Linked DNA regions of Homo sapiens: region 2 is linked to region 1. Evidence: chromatin loops called from intact Hi-C (ENCODE). Cell type or tissue: dorsolateral prefrontal cortex. All regions are shown on one strand. Each heading gives the region's core, and the rest is flanking DNA. Links, peaks and the distances in the headings are about the cores only.

Region 1 (2,922 bases), core at 225-2,724:
CAAGACCTCATTGCATTTTTTGGTGAGAATTAAGTAAAAAGCAAGATTTAGCCACATTTTAGTTATTGCTGGATTGTTTGGGAGGAGCCTGGCCTCCCAGAGTTTGTTGGGGAAAAATATCAACACTGTGACCAACATGAAGAGCACCTAAATGATTCCTCCTCTTCCTCCTCCTCCATATCATCACCATCATCATCATCATCATCACCACCACCACCACCACCACCACCATTATTATCAGCATCAAATCCACTCAGAATTAAGTGGAACAACAAAGGAGTAAGGGAATGTGACTTTATTTCAGGGAATTTGAGACCAGGTACTTCCAGAGCATTAGGACCGCAGACAGGATTTTTTTTTTTTTTTTCTTTGAGATGGAGTTTTGCTCTTGTTACCCAGGCTGGAGTGCAATGGCGCGATCTTGGCTCACCACAACCTCTGCCTCCCGGGCTCAAGTGATTCTCCTGCCTCAGCCTCCTGAGTAGCTGGGATTACTGGCATGAGCCACCACTCCCGGCTAATTTTGTATTTTTAGTAGAGACGGGGTTTCTCCATGTTGGTCAGGCTGGTCTCGAACTCCTGACCTCAGGTGATCCGCCCACAGCCTCTTAAAGTGCTGGGATTACAGGCGTGAGCCACCATGCCAGCAGGATTCTTCGGAATACAATATTGGTATTTTTGAGAGAAGAAAATATTGATCTTTAAAAAAATGATTTTCCCGAAGTTTAAAATTTTAACTTCTGAGGCTCAAGTTTCCTAGTTCTGGGTCTTAACTTTGAGGCATTATTTGGAAAGTGAACACTCGAGTTGCCATAGTAGGTCATAATCCTTCAATGTGGCTGAATGTGTCCATCTGGAAGCCATCCAACTGCAGGTGTCTAGCATGTATATATATCATTTCCCTGCTATGTTCGGCTGCAGCCAAATGCTAGGAGAATACCCCCTTGGTGGGACTTTGGAATTTCATGGTATTTATTACTAAAGCTTCTCTAAGATTCTCATTTCTTGTTCAACTTATGTCAGGTAGCTGTAAATATGTTGGTTTGGTTGCCAATATTCAATACCAGTAACCAAGAAAACATAAATAAAATGCAGTTAAGCTTTGTTACTTGTTAGCAGAAAATGCAACAAGGCCTTGTGAGATGAGCTCTGAGCTGGTTATTGACTTCTGTTCAGTACTTGGTACCAGTGATTCCCTGAGTTGCCAAGCTTGCTGTAATAGTGAACGTTATTCATTTTCAGACAATAGGGCCAGTGATAGAATGCTTACCAGCCAAACACAGAGAATAACAAACCTTTGTTCTGGACAATGTCTAGAAACTGATCTAATGGGCAGGCCTTAACAACAGCTAAAATTTTTGTGGGTAGTAGAAAAACATAAATTTTTGGAGTTGGACTTGGCTTTGCAACTTAACTAGTAACATGATACTGGACAAGTAATTTAACTTCTTTAGGCCTCAATTTCCTTATCCATGAAATGGAGATAATAAGACCTTAGCTTTCGGGGTGTTAAAAGATTGAAAGATAACATAGGCAATTTTCCCAACATTATATCTGTCACATTACGTTGCGACCAACAAATGGTATTTTTAGATGCTGTTATTACTTCATTTTCTAAAATCCAGGACAATGTTGATTATTAATTCCCCATTAACTTAGTGAAATCTCTTTTCAGGATAAAACAGACAACAAAAATTTTTAAATCTAGGAAAATCCTATTATCACATTAAATAAACACATCCAATGCAAGAAGGACAAAAAATTTCTTTTAGAGTTGAAAATTACAGTATTAAGTGTGGCTCCTTCCTACTGTCATTGTTAAATAACCTTTGGAGATACTGCCTCACCATCCATAAATATGGGGGATTTTAGTCTTCGTGTCATCAGTTGTGGTCCATTTACAATGAATGAACTTTGCCATAAGCACCAGGCCCATTTCTTATATTCATACTATCCCAGTAGGTTTGTGATAGAAACAAGTTTGACAGTGATGACAGTATGACTTTGGTGGAGCACACTGGGAAGAACACCTGATTGAAGAAAATAAAATAGAAAGAAAAATTCAAAGAACAGAATAGTGAACTTAAAAGGAATGAGAAGGAAAATTTAAACAGAAACAAGACCAATGCAGAAATAAACAAATAATTTCAAATATAGTCAACTGAGGCCAGGCACAGTGGCTCACACATGTAATTCCAGCACTTTGGGAGGCCAAGGTGGGCAGATCACTTGAGATCAGGAATTCAGACCATCCTGGCCAACATGGTGAAACCCCATCTCTACTAAAAATACAAAAATTAGCTGGGCATGATGGTGCGTGCCTGTAATCCCAGGTACTCGGAAGGCTGAGGTAGGAGAATTGCTTGAAAGTGGGGGGCAGAGGTTGAAGTGAGCCAAGATCACACCACTGCACTCCAGCCTGGGTGACAGAGCAAGACTCGGTTAATGAGAGCACTGGAGAGTGTGAGTGGTGGGGCAGAGATGCAGAAAGCCTAGTGGGGAAGGTGGGGATCATAGGAAAGGTGGCTCTGGTGGTAGTTACCAGAATGTAATATTTTGGATCAAGTCAAAGGATGGGAGAGAAATGATTTTCTTGAGACTGAGTCTCTCTATGTTGCCCAGGCAGGAGTGCAGTAGCAGGATCTCGACTCCCTGCAACCTCCACCTCCCAGGTTCAGGCGATTCTCCTGCCTCAGCCTCCCAAGCAGCTGGGATTACAGGCATGTGCCACCACGCCTGGCTACTTCTTGTATTTTTATTAGAGATGGGGTTTCACCATGTTGGCCAGGCTGGTCTCGAACTCCTGACCTCAAGTGATCCACCCGCCACAGCCTCCCAAAGTGCTGGGATTACAGGCGTGAGCCACCGTGCCTGGCCCATATCTGGATTTTTAAAAGATTCTTTCAGCTGCAGAATGGAGAA
Region 2 (2,922 bases), core at 108-2,607, 71 kb after region 1:
GATACCATATTCAGAGAAACCCCTCTCTGGTCTGGGACAGTGCATTATAATGAAGTATCCCTCAGACACACATGAAGGCATTTACCAAATTAGTGGTCTTTAAGCCCTTGTGCTTACCTGATTGTTTTAAAGTTTATATACAAAATATTTCATCATAAATTTAAATGTTTATTGTTCGCAATAAGATGAAACGAGCATTGACTGTGATTGGAATAAATATTTCATGACATGATTTGATAGCATAGGTTTTAACTAGCTTATTGCATAGAGGTCACTGAATGTGAAAGAAGTCATGTATCAGTTTACCTATTTTATCTAGTTTATCTTAATAGATTTGGATTTCATAAAATATTTTGGTTATATTGAAAACAACCCACATCACTAACCTATATTGTTTTAGTTGGTCTGAATTCAGAATATCCCCAGACAGGTCAATTTGATCCTTAAGGGAAATACATACAATACAAAAGGATTTAAAGGGTTAGAATGCCTTCTTTATGTAAATTGGGAAAAGTTGTTTTCTCAGCTAGTTTTGGGAAAAAGTAACTGTGGAAGATGATCTAGAAACCGATTCCCTTGCTTAAATTTACTTGACTTAGCAGCATATCTCTTGCAGTGACTTCATGCACTATTCCTTATTCCATTTTGGAAAACACTATGCTAAATCATAGGCATCATTCTATCTTCTTATTGTGTTTTTATTTTTTATTTTTATTTTTCTGAGATGGAGTCTCGCTGTTAACCAGGCTGGAGTGCAGCGGCCTGATCTTGGCTCACTGAAACCTCCCCTTCCCAGGTTCAAGCGATTCTCCTGCCTCAGCCTCCCAAATAGCTGTGATTACAGGTGCACACCACCATGCCCGGCTAATTTTTGTATTTCTAGTGGAGATAGGGTTTCGCCATGTTGCCCAGGCTGGTCTCGAACTCCTACCTCAGGTGATCCGCCTGCCTCGGCCTCCCAAAGTGCTGGAATTACAGGTGAGCCACCGCTCCCGGCCGTGTTTTTATTTTTTAGAGACAAGTTCTCACTGTTGCCAAGGCTGGAGTGCAGTGGCACAATCATAGCTCACTGCAGCCTCAAACTCCTGGGCCTAAGCGATCCTCCTGCCTACAGGCATGTGCCACCATGCCTGGCTAATTAAAAAAAAAAAAATTTTTTTTTTTTTTTTAGAGATGGGGTCTTGCTATGTTGGCTGGGCTGGTCTTGAACTCCTGCCCTCAAGTGATCCTCCAACCTTGGCCTCTCAAAGTGCGGGGATTACAAGTATGACTCACTGCACCCAGCCTATTTTGTTTTTGATGGGAAAATAAAAGTGTGACCAATGAGAGGTAATGTTCTAAAGGGACATAAAAAGAATTGTGGCTGGGCATGGTGGCTCACACCTATAATCACAGCGCTTTGGGAGGCCGACACGGGTGGATCACGACACCAGGAGATCGAGATCATCCTAGCAATACAGTGAAAAACTGTCCCTACTAAAACACAAAAAGTTAGCCAGCGTGGTGGCACGTGCCTGTAGTGCCAGCTCCTCAGGAGGCTGAGGCAGGAGAATCTCTTGAACCCGGGAGGCAGAGGTTGCAGTGAGACAAGATAGCACCACTGCACTCCGGCCTGGGTGACAGAGCGAGACTCTGTCTCAAAAAAAGAAAGAAAAAATCTGTAACATGAGCCAATGAGCGAAGTCGCCCAATCTTCAGCTCACTCCCTTTGTTGTCCTTAACAATGCTCTTACAGAGCAGCTCTATTCTACACAGTCACACACTGAATACTATGGAAAACCATTTATTAGAAAAAAAGCTAGAATACAAAAGCAAATTTGAACATCATGTTGTACAGTTTAAAAAAAAAAAAAGCAAAAAGATGCATAGCCGATTGCCCATCATAGATTCTTTATGTCTGGGTACTCAGGATATCTTAGGCTGTTTTCAAGTTGTAGGAAGGGGAAATAATTGAGTGCTATGCCCTTCTCTGCAACATTTGTTCCAAATCTGAAACAGGAGGAGTAAAGAGATTTCTCCCTAAGATTGTGCTTAGGAAGTTCCTGAATATTAGTTACCTCTGTATTGATAGTAAACACTGAGTGTATATTATGTGCTATACATTGTGGTATTTTATACGGATCATCACATTTAATCCTCCCAGCTCTTCTAAGAAGGTGGGATACTTTCACTTTAGAGATTGGAATATCATGGGTTAAATAACTTGCTCAACATTACGTGGCTAGTGTACCAGGCTGCTTCCTGGTAATTTACATGAATTGTTAGTCAAGTATTTGTTGCATCCACCCATTGCTCTCAAATTTTAACATAGGTACAAATTTCATTGCCCTAGTTTGTTATACAGTAGGTATCTAGGGGAAAAATGCTTTCCATTACTTGTATTTTTTCCAGAGTAAGCACTTAAATAACTTGATAAGGTGTTAACCTTAAAAGAGTGGCACCACAAAATTTAAATTTATTACATTTCATTATCATTACAAATGAGATTTTTTAAAAAGCCCTGGCTCATCCTTTTAGGTTGTAATTTACTTTTTGTTTCATTACAAAATTTTTCACTAATTTCTACTATTTGAGGGTTAGAATGAAGCAAATTTCTCTGTAGTTAGACATTCGTGTAGTTAACTTGTGATTGATCATCTTCCACACCATATCACATAAATTGGTTTCTATTGGAAAAGAAACAATTCTGAAGCAGTTAAACCTTGAGAGATAATACAGCTGGTGTTGACTAAGGCCTTGATAAGTGCTGGAAATTTTGCATAACTCGGAATAAACTTACCTGTTCTGAGGACTTGATAGTACTTTTCATACATTTTGCAAAATAAGCCTGTTATCTCGACCATTTTGTAAATGCCTCATAAGAAGCCAGGCGCTGTGGCTCACACCTGTAATTCCAGCACTTCGGGAGGCCAAGGTGGGAGG

Evidence for each region. Peaks named below come from ENCODE experiments on the same cell type or tissue, not always from the same donor. Only the 100,000 strongest peaks of a DNase experiment are listed, where the experiment ranks them.
Region 2: a loop joins it to region 1, with 16 times the contacts of the local background. A loop is called at or near these places in 3 of 110 quality-filtered maps.

What each region holds. Positions count from the first base shown.
Region 1 is chr2:33,504,949-33,507,870 of GRCh38, forward strand. The region is part of intron 1 of RASGRP3 (RAS guanyl releasing protein 3); the gene reads left to right. Among named protein-coding and RNA genes, the nearest start is that of RASGRP3, 30 kb to the left of the region's middle. In dorsolateral prefrontal cortex, for the core only: no CTCF peak of the experiment used is centred there; a DNase peak (open chromatin) is centred at 1,180; H3K27ac peaks cover 2,500 bases.
Region 2 is chr2:33,575,656-33,578,577 of GRCh38, forward strand. No RefSeq gene overlaps it. Among named protein-coding and RNA genes, the nearest start is that of RASGRP3-AS1, 7.7 kb to the left of the region's middle. In dorsolateral prefrontal cortex, for the core only: no CTCF peak of the experiment used is centred there; a DNase peak (open chromatin) is centred at 1,577; H3K4me3 peaks cover 853 bases; H3K27ac peaks cover 2,361 bases.